Regions from separate parts of the Homo sapiens genome. Here region 1 is linked to region 2. Evidence: chromatin loops called from intact Hi-C (ENCODE). Cell type or tissue: upper lobe of right lung. All regions are shown on one strand. Each heading gives the region's core, and the rest is flanking DNA. Links, peaks and the distances in the headings are about the cores only.

Region 1 (5,388 bases), core at 319-5,318, 970 kb before region 2:
GAGAGATATGAGGCAGTTTCATTTATTTTATGAAATTCATATATTCATTTATGGAAATAAGAGATTAGAGTATGAGTCACATAAGAACATGTCACTCCCTGTTTGAAAGCTTTTGATGACTTTCCATTAGCTGTTGAACAAAGTAAACTTCTTGGTATAGACTTTAAGGCCCTCTATTATCTGGCTCCGACCTACTTCCCCAGGCTGATATTTTAGTATCCTTTCTCCTCCCCTGCTCGTGAACCTTATGCTCCAGTCTTTGGAACTAATTGCTACTCCTAGAGAGCCCGTCACTCAGAATTGCTGACACTGCTTACTCCACTGGAAATGTCCTTCCCACCTTCTCTATCCTTTGACATTTAATCCATCTTTGAGAGCCCATCTTAGATTCTCACCAGTTTCCCCAGGAGGAGTGAATCTGATGCATCTCTAAAGTCCCGTAGCTTATATCGCTATTGTAGTTCTTTTCTCTTTTTGTTTTATATTACTTATGTATGTGGTTTTCTCCTTCACTATACTCTCTGTATCATCTTCACATTCTATTTCTAACAGTGTCTAGAACATGGATTTCCAACTCTAGTTGTTTACTCATTGACTATTGTACTTCCCATATTTATTTTTAAACTGAAGATTGATTGGGTTATGTTAACATTTCAACATGTTATAGATTTAATTTCTAGCTTAACATAGCTAAACCAAATTTATTAGTTTCTCCCAAGTGCTCTGTTTATATAAATGTTCTCAATATTTTGAAAAATCACTTAATTTTCTAATTTGAGAATTACATTTGACTCAACCATTTAATTAAATTAATTAATTAATTAATTAATTGAGACAGAGTCTCACTCTGTGCACAGGTTGGAGTGCAGTGGCACAATCTAAGCTTACGGCAACCTCTGCTTCCCAGGCTCAACCAATTCTTGTGCCTCAGCCTCCTGAGTAGCTAGGATTACAGGTGTGTGCCACCATGCCTGGCTAATTTTTTGTATTTTTAGTAGAGACGGGATTTCGCCATGTTGGCCAGCCTGGTCTCGAACTCCTGGCCTCAAGTAATCTGCCCACCTCAGCCTCCCCAACTGCTGAGATTGTAGGCATGAGCCACCGTGCGCGGCCTCATTTAATTCACTTTTGAAAAACAAAGTATAGTATGACATCACATTCTACTGAATATTCTTTGGGATATTTCTTATAACCTTTGCTGCTTTCTGCCCCTATTTGCTTTGCTTTAGTTCAGGCACTAGTCCCTTCATAGTTAGCTAATTTCCGGAGTACTTTGGTGAATAACTCTTCCAACCCCAAACCTTTCTAGAGACCACGGTCATAAAACTCTTAAGTCATGAATATTAAAATCTCCTGGGCTCCAAATTTGCTGCCACATAAAAACTAAAATTCTCTGCCTTGTGCTGGTCCTGCAGTAACTATGGAAACATAGTGATTAAGAATACAACTCTAGAATCTGGCAAAGCTAGATTTGTTCCCACACTTCCTAGGTTTGTAAAGTGGGGTGTTTCAGAGCTTCCCAAGTCTGTTTCTTCCTCCGTAAATGGAAGATAATAATTGTATTTACCTCATAAAGTTGTCTTGGAATTGACATGAGATGATGCCTCTAAAGTGTTTAGCAGTTTGCATGGTAAGAGCAAAAATTGGACAAAATATTAGCAACACTCGTTGCATTTTCTGTGACTCTCCAGGATGCTTGCTCAGCTCTGGTCAGTGGAGCCTATTCACTGTGAAGCAGGGTCAAGAATGGTAGCACAACATTCCTGGCAGGTATCCTAATGGGTACTGAGCCAACCCCATGTATTGGGTAGGAATCTATTGTTAGCACAAGAAAAGGAAGCTTGGGATGGCTAAAGTGAGGTAGACAATTGGTGAAAGACACTGAAGCAAATATCTAGTGTTTGACTTGAGTGGTTTGAGTTCTGTAAACCAGGCAGAGGCTCATTCTATTGTGTCAGGTGTGGCAACATTCTCTATGGAAGCTAAATTGTTTTTTGGGATTCATTGATTTAGGCAGTGTCTAGATGTGAAGAGACAAGACAGGAGATGTCTCTTACCTATCTAGATGTAGTGCTTTTTTACTCCTGGGGTTTGGAGGTATGGGATGTTCTGTGTGCTCCTATGATGCTCCACACTGACTTGATGCCCACTGGAGTTGTGTGGAGATGCTGAGCACATCCCCGGAATGGGCTGGGAGATGATATGAAGGCTTCGCATAAGTGACCCTGACATCTGAAGCAGGCTCTTCTGCATAATCAGTGATGCTTATAGGCAGAAACTAGATACCTGTAACTAGATATCTGTGGGCCATTGGATGTCAGGAAAGGTTATTAGCATATTCTGAAGCACCTGTTCTGGCCATTTCTTACTGGCTTGAAAGTCATTGCCCTGTCCAACAAGGCTACGTTGTATACCTTGCAATTTGTTTCAGTTTAGAGCACAGGCATTTGTTTATGTAGTTAGAATTTTAAACACTGATGGAATAGTTTCTAATTTGTGCCTGAGAGTTTACACATAATCTGCGAGCATACAAAAATTTGCAATTCTATGTGGATGATGGTTTAAACATCAGCAGGGAAAAGTAATATGCTTTTATTGTATATTTTAGAATGCTGATTGAATTGGCTTCTCACTGTATTTGTCAAGGCTGGAACAGACGATGGCACTGCAGAATCTTATGTGCACAGAAGAAATCTACAGACATTCAATGAGGGGAGGATTTCGTTCCATCAGATGGGCTTCCTGACATAATTGCAAAGGTAGCATGGAATAGAGAAAAGAACATTGGAGTGGTTCCAGAATTCTAGGTGGTTTCAGATTTTTTACTAATTACTCAGGTGGCTTTGGGCAAGCCACTTAGCTTCATAGACTTCTGTTTCCTCATCTGTAAAATGAAGTGAGGAGACTTCTTGTTAAGTTTGGCAGATTAAACACTTGGGTTTATCTACATGTTCTCTCCAAACACCACTAAACTTTGCAGTAAGGAAATAAAAAGACATTAAAAACAATGATAAAGAGAGCAGGACAATAACAATAACAGCAATAACATTTTTAAAGCAAGAGAGAGGTGAACCAGTGGTAACTCAGCCCTGAGGAAACAGAGCCTCCATGGGAGTGGGGGAGGCCCAGAAGCAAAAGTGGTCTTACTAGAGTCCCAGAAAGACTCAGTAATGGAAACCTAGGAACTTCCAAAAGTGGGGACAAATTAGGGTCAGAAACAGGGAAATAGGCTGAAGATACGGATAAAAAAGCAAATTCATCAGAGAACTCCTCCCCAACCCTGCCCCTTATCTCTGAAGCTTTAGCTGGGAAAGCCGGGCTGACTCACTTCTGGTGAATGTGGTCTGCTCTCCTCCTGTAGGCAAAGCCCAGGCTCTTACATTGTGGCTGGGCAGGGTTCCAAGAGGGCTAGTCGAGGCATGCAAAGACTTTTGAGGCCTAGGCTTGGAACTGACACAGTGTCTCTTCTATGCATTCAGTTGGGCAAAGCAAGTCACAAGTGTAGCTCAGATTCAAGAGCTGGGGAGGGATAGGGTCTACCTCTTGATGGACAGGGCTGCAAAGTCACATTGCAAAGGAACGTGGCTACAGGGAAAGAAAGAGTTGTGGCCAGTTTTGGAAACAAGCTTAAGGCACAATAAGGATGAGATTCCTGAAAAATTCAGTTTTCAAACTTGCACACAAAAAGTAAGGCCATGTGCAAAAAAAGATTGAGGTAGAAAATTCACAACTTATGCAAAGCACTAGTAAAGACAATAATTGATACTCAGGAAATTAACTTGTACTATTGAGGCAGGCTGCGTGTGGCTGGGGCCTGTTACAATTGTTGTGAAGTCAGAGGAATAATTGAGAGAGAATGTTAGTAACACATACACAAGAGCAGAGCTGGTAGGAACTCCGACAATGCAGTAGAAGTGGCCTTCTCAGTCAGTGTGGCTGCCCTGAAGGTGCCACAGAGACAATACCACCTGCCAGGAGTCAAGAGTCCCACAGGTGTGGGGTGTAGCCGCTTCGAGGGTGAAGCCCAGGTTTAAGTACTTGTTTTTAATTTTCAAACCACAGGCAAACGGTTTCTATTGCCAGAGCAGCAACCATTAAAAACTTTTTCCTTTCCTACCGAAGGTTATACTTCTGCTCCACATCCTGTTTTCTTGAGCAGAGGAAGTATTGCATATAAATTAATTCTGCATTATACTGACATAATTTTTCTATTTACCAACTGCGTAGGAGCTAATTTGTATTATAAAACCACATCTGTTGTAAAATAGACTCCACAGAGGAATTATGTAAAAGTCTACATAGTGCATAGAGAGGTCCTCAGCCTCCTTTCCCAACCTGCCTTCAAGAACATGCTGGCAGCCAGGCTTTTATCCCTTAGGCAAGAGGGTGGATGAGCCTAATTGGAAAGGCATACAGATATCAACTTTAGGGATCCCTCAATCAAAAGCCCAGCCAAATCATCCTACAGAGCAGCCTGTCTCCTTAAGGCACAGAGCTTCCAGTCAGCTTTTTATTGCCTTGCTTTTAAAGGTTAAGGGACAGCCAGGGACATCAGCTATTTGACAAAAGCTTCTAATTTGAAAGACACAATCAACAGAAACAATGGGAACAAAAGGAACAGAAAGGAGGTAGGGACAATGTAAGGAATAGAAACAAAGAAAAAGCTAACAAAGGCAAAACTATAAATAATATCCTCTGAGTATAAAAGATGATATTGCATACATAAAATAAGAAGAGAATGTTATAAAAAAGAAATATTCAGAGAACAAAAAGAGCTCTTAGAGCTTAAAAAGAATATTGCACAAATGAAAATTTTAATAGAATTGTTGGAAGATAAAGTTGAGGAAATATCCCAGAAAGTATACCAAAATGACAGACACACACAAAAAGGATTTTTTTAAAAAAAAATTCGAGGATGAATCCAACAGGTACAATATCCAACTACTAGAAGTTACAGAAAGGAAAAAAAAAAGCAGAGGGAAGGATATTACAAAATAAATGAATTAAGAAAATTGCCCAGAACTGAGAGGCAAACCTATAGCTCGAACTGGTTAACTCACAAATAGGTGAAAGGACACACATCACACCTTACATCATTGCGAGAGTTTAGAACGCTGGCAGAGAGAGAAGGTCCTAAAAGCTTTAACTGGAAAAAAACTCCCAATAATCACAACCATAAAAATGAGAACCCAAGTATCATTAGTCTTGTCAATAGCAAAATGGGAAATTCAGAGGGAAAATGATATCCAGACTAGAGTTTTATACCCAGCCAATCTCACAATTAATATGAGGGAATAATAAATGCCTTTTCAGACACATGAAGACTCAACGATTTATCTCCCATCAACCTCTTCTTAGTTAATATCAGCCCATGTGCTCCAAGAAAAC
Region 2 (5,388 bases), core at 213-5,212:
CTAATGTAAATGACCAGTTAATGGGTGCAGCACACCAACACGGCACATGTATACATATGTAACAAACCTGCATGTTGTGCACATGTACCCTAGAACGTAAAGTACAATAAATATATATACAAAAAAAAAAAAAGAGAAACGCTTGAACCCGGGAGGCGGAAGTTGCAGTGAGCCGAGATCACACCATTGCACTCCAGCCTGGGGGACAAGAGTGAGACTTCGCCTCAAAACACACACACACACACACACACACAAATCTCCAAAATAAATACTGTGGAAAGCAAGTATAGGATAGTGTATGGTATAGTAAAATATGTTTCCTTGGAATAAAAAATGAGGGGAAAATAACATATTTTTATAGCCTTAATTATGCATAAAGCATAAACTTTTGGGAAGGATTAATAGCAAACTAATAATAATAGGTTTTCTTCTGTTTACTTGTTTACATATTTTTGTGAGAAGATTATTTACTTTTCTGATCATTTTTATGTGTTTTAATGTCTGAACCAGAAGAATACATTACTATTTAAAAATACATATAAAAACATTTTTTAAGGATGTGATTTGGCTCATCAAAGAGAACTTTGTGTTCCACTCTCTGTTACATTCTATCATCTCATCAAGGTTTGCAATACACACTTTATACTATAAGTATAGGGTGCAGCGAAAATACTTTATATTGCTTAATTGATTATTACTTTTCTTCCCCACAGGTATGAAAGCTTCATGAGGACAGGTACATTTCTTAGTTTAATGCTATATTCCCCATGCCTTGAATAGTACATGACAGAGTAAAAACTCAATTATTTGTTAGATAGACACATTTATAAATATAAAACTATTGAGAAAACAAGATACCTCTTAGATTTGATCTTGCACAAATTTCTGAAACTCTCTATGTCTCAGTTTCTTCTTCTGTAACAAGAGGATGACAACATTTTATAAGGTTGTTGCTATGGTATGAATGTTTTTGTTCCCACAACATTCATTTGTTGAAATTCTCACCTACATTGTGATGGTATTAAGAGGTGGGTCTTTGGAGGTGATTAGCTCATGGGGTTAGAGCCTTCATAAATGGCATTAATACCTTCATAATAGAGACTGAAGAGATACTCCTTGCCCCTTCCACCATGTGAGACCACAGCAAGAAGGTGCCATCTGTGAGGAAGTTGGCCCTCACCAGATACCAAATCTGCTAGCAACATGATCTTGGATTTCCCAGCTCCTAGAACTGTGAGAAATAAATTTATTGTTTATAAGCCACCTAGTTTTGTGATATTTTGTTATAGCAGCCCAGAGGGGCTAAGACAATTGTTATAATGATTAAACAAGCCAATGCATAGAATGTGCTTAGAACAGTGCCTGTCACATGGTGGGAAATCTATAATGCTAGTTATTATTTAATATTCAGGAGAAAGGAAGGGGCAAGAAGAAAAACTACCAAAGGCAGGAGAGATGGACAAGAAGGAGTTTAACCCAAGGTAGAGTGGAGAGATACTGTTCCCAGCATCTGGTTTACTGAAAGGAATTCAACAAAACTGAACGGAACTGACAGGGAGAAAGAACAACAAATAAGCACTGTTTTTGTTTGCCTTTCTAAAAATTTGCTTTTGACTTGGGGAATTGACAAGAGAGAGACAGTGAGAGGACAAGCACCTAGGAGGCTGTCACCACCAGGCAATGAAGAAGATGACTCAGCTCTGGACCTCGAAAGTGAAGGAAGCTGCCTCCTAGCTGCTGTGAGGGAAGGGGAGGGGCTGGTGTGCTACTCTCAGTCTCTGCCTGGGAGGCCACAATGGTACAGGCTTCGAGTGAGCCTTAAAGAACATGTGGCCATGAGTATGTGCCTGTGAGTGGTTGTGTGAATAGGACGTATGAGAGGAAAATAAATCTTGGGGCCCCAAAATTACTACGCCAAATGGAAATGTCAAGCTGGGAACTGCTTCAGGCAAGCCTGCCTCCCATTTTACTCCTAAATAAGATAGCTACAGAGATTAAAGAAAAAAAAAAAAGAAGCTACATACCTCCCTCACAATTGGCCCACTAGGAAATTCCTTGTGAGCCCCAAGATCTTTACCTTAAAACAGTTTTGTTGAATTTTACCCTGACAGTGTAAATTGATAGTTTATCTTCAGAGGTGCAGGACAGAAAGTTACCTCTCTGCTCACCTGAGACAAATGCATATCTGATTGCTGATGTAAAAAATGTAGATTCACTGAGCTAGACAAGGCATAAGTGACTCTTCCTCTACCTCCCTTTCACATGTAAATTGTATATTCAGTGAAAGGCTGATCAATGACTCAAAAGAATGCAACCGTTTGTCTCTTATCTACCCACAACTCTTAAAAGTTTATTCCCCTTTCCCTGATGTCCACCCTTTCTCCTTTAAATATTAAAGCCCTCAAAATCATCTTTGAAGAAAGGTACAGACCTGCCTCCCAGTTGCATGTCCTTAATCTTGGCAAAATAAACTTTCTAAATTGATTAAGACCTGCTTCAGATACTTTTTGGTTTTATAGACATGATCTGCTGTACGTGGGAAACCCAAATGCACTCTGGCCAAACAGTGTTCCCCTCTTCCTTCCATACCCAACTGAGTCTTTGGGACTTCAGGACTACAAAGACCAAACAGATATGTGGAAAAGGGATGGCATTCTGAGGATGGCAGTGACTTGGACTTGGCAGAGATTGAAAGAATGGGCTGCTGGTCTCTTCACAGTAATAATAAAGCTGAGCTGCAATGACAAGAAGGCAGCAGAGAGGCTTTAAAAAAAATTCTGAAAATTATTAAAATGCATAGGAAAGTTGAAAGAAGGGTGCAGTGAATATTCATATATCCACCTCCAAAGTCAACAATTCTCTCTCCTCATTTAAACTTATGTTACAAACATCATAACATGTTATTCCTAAATACTTCAGCATGCATCTCTTAAAAAAGGAGATTTTCATGTAACGATAATACCTTTTACACACCTTGTATTAATAAAATAAACAATAATTCCTAAATATCTAATACCTAGTTCATATTCACATTTTCCCACTTGTTCCTAAAGTCCATTTTATAACTGATTTGTTCAAAGAGCCAATGAAGGACCCTAGACTGCATTCTGCTATGACTCCTAACTCAATCTGCAAGAGTCACTACTCCCTGCTTTTGACTTTTCAAAGAGACCAGGCCAGATACCTTGCAAAATGTTCATTTTCTGGATTTGTTTTATTGCTTTCTGTTGGTTTAATTTAATGTATTGTTTTGTATTCTGTATGTCTTTTAAACTTTTAGTTAGAAATGCAGACTGATTTAGATTTGGGTTAAGCACGTTTTAGTAAGTATATGTCATAGAGAACGCTCCATAATTCCCACAATATCCCATCAGGAGATATATAGTGTCTTACTATTCCTGAGAGTCAATTTGATTACAGTATTAGGAAGGTGGCAGCCCAGTCTCACCACTGTAGATGTGCAGTGCCTCCCTTGTTATTGGCAGATAATATGTGAGCTAATGTGGGAAAATGTTTCCATTGGCCATTCATCAGATGACTTGATCCCATGTTGATAATTCTTAATGGAATCAGTTATTTCATTTGTGGTTGCAAAATGGTGACTTTCTGATACTGTCCATTTATTACTTAGTATTCTTCAATAAAAGTATTTCCTCAGCAACTGAGGCTGTTTTATTACCCTGCACTACAAACAGAATAAATGTTTAATTCACTCTTTTTAATTACCAATTTTTCAAATAAAGATTGGTATGATAGTAATATCCAATGTGGGCAAAAACTTTTTGTTTTCACATTTACTGCTTTTTTAATATCATTTGTGGCTTCATGGACTTTTATACTTTTCAAGTGTTTTAATAAACTCTATTCGCTATTTTTTAGTCTAGGCCCATTCAGACAACAGAAATAGGAAGTACATTTTTTATTTTTTTATTTTTAATTTTTGTGGGTACATACTAGGTACCCATATTAATAGGGTACATAATATATTTTGGTACAGGGCATGCAATGTGTAATAATCATATCATGGAAAATGGGGTATCCATCCCCTCAAGCATTTATCCTTTGCATTACAAGCAATCCAATTATGCACTTTTAGTTATTTTTAAATGTACAATTAAATTATTATTGGCTATAGTCCCTTTTTATGCTATCAAATACTAAAATGCTAGGTCTTATTCATTCTTCCTATTTTTTTTGTTCCCATTTACCATCCCCACCTTCCCCCCCGACCCCCTGTATCCCCCCACTACCCTTCGTAGCCTCTGGCAACCATCATTCTATTCTTTATCTCCATGAGTTCAATGAGTTTGATTTTTAGATCCCACAAATAAGTGAGAACATGTGACGTTTGTCTTTCTGTGCTTGGTTTATTTCACTTAACATAATGACCTCCAGTTCCATCTATGTTGTTGCAAATGACAGAATCTCATTCTTTTTTATGGCGGAATAGTACTCCATTGTTTATAAGTATCACATTTTATTTATCCATTCAGCTATTGATGGACACCTAGGTTGCTTCCAAATCTTGGCTGCTGTGAGCAGTGCTTTAACAAGAGAATGCAGATATCTCTTTGATATATTGATTTCGTTTTGGGGAGGTATATACCTAAAGTGAGATTGCCAAATCATATGATAGCTGTATTTTTAGTTTTTTGAGGAACCTCCAAACCATTCTCCATAGTGGTTGTGCTAATTTACATTCTTGCCCACAGTGTATAAGACTTCCTTTTTCTCCGCATCCTTGGCAACATTTGTTACTGTCTGTCTTTTAGATATTTGCCATATAAATGGGTGAGATAGTTTTGATTTGCATTTCTCTTGGTAGTTTTGATTTGCATTTCTCTGTTGACCAATGATGTTAAGTACCTTTTCATATGCCTGTTTGCCATTTGTACATCTTCTTCTGAGAAATGTCTATTGAAATATTTAGCCCATTTTTTAATTGGATTACTAGAGTTTCCTGTGGAGTTATTTGAGCTCCTTCTATATTCTGGTTATTAATCCCTTGTCAGATGGGTAGTTTGCAAACATTTTCTCCCATTCTGTGGGTTGCTCTTCACTTTGTTGATTGTTTCCTTTGCTGTGCAGAGGCTTTTCAACCTGATGTGATCCTATTTGTCCATTTTTTGTTTGGTTGCCTGTACTTGCGGAGTGTCACTCAAGAAATTTTTGCCCAGACAAATGTCCTGCAGATTTTCTCCAATGTTTTCTTTTTTCTCTCTTTTTTTTTTTTTTTTTTTTTTTTGAGACGAAGTCTCACTCTGTCACCCAGGCTGGAGTGCAAGGACCCCGATCTCGGCTCATTGTAACCTCCACCTCCTGGGTTCAAGTGATTCTCCTGCCACAGCCTCCTGAGTAGCTAGGATTACAGGTGCCTGCCACCACGCC

What was found. Hi-C counts contacts between places; a loop is a spot of excess contacts. Peaks named below come from ENCODE experiments on the same cell type or tissue, not always from the same donor. Only the 100,000 strongest peaks of a DNase experiment are listed, where the experiment ranks them.
Region 1: a loop joins it to region 2, with 9 times the contacts of the local background. A loop is called at or near these places in 88 of 110 quality-filtered maps.

The regions. Positions count from the first base shown.
Region 1 is chr5:57,491,467-57,496,854 of GRCh38, forward strand. RMEL3 (enriched in melanoma 3) reads left to right here. Exons shown (of 4, transcript NR_186596.1): 2 at 2,609-2,759; 3 at 5,314-5,388. Among named protein-coding and RNA genes, the nearest start is that of ACTBL2, 11 kb to the left of the region's middle. RefSeq lists enhancers at 2,828-4,027, 3,426-3,485. In upper lobe of right lung, for the core only: no CTCF peak of the experiment used is centred there; a DNase peak (open chromatin) is centred at 3,375; H3K27ac peaks cover 1,295 bases.
Region 2 is chr5:58,465,384-58,470,771 of GRCh38, forward strand. No RefSeq gene overlaps it. Among named protein-coding and RNA genes, the nearest start is that of PLK2, 8.0 kb to the left of the region's middle. RefSeq lists enhancers at 1,591-1,640, 3,344-3,513. In upper lobe of right lung, for the core only: no CTCF peak of the experiment used is centred there; no DNase peak of the experiment used is centred there.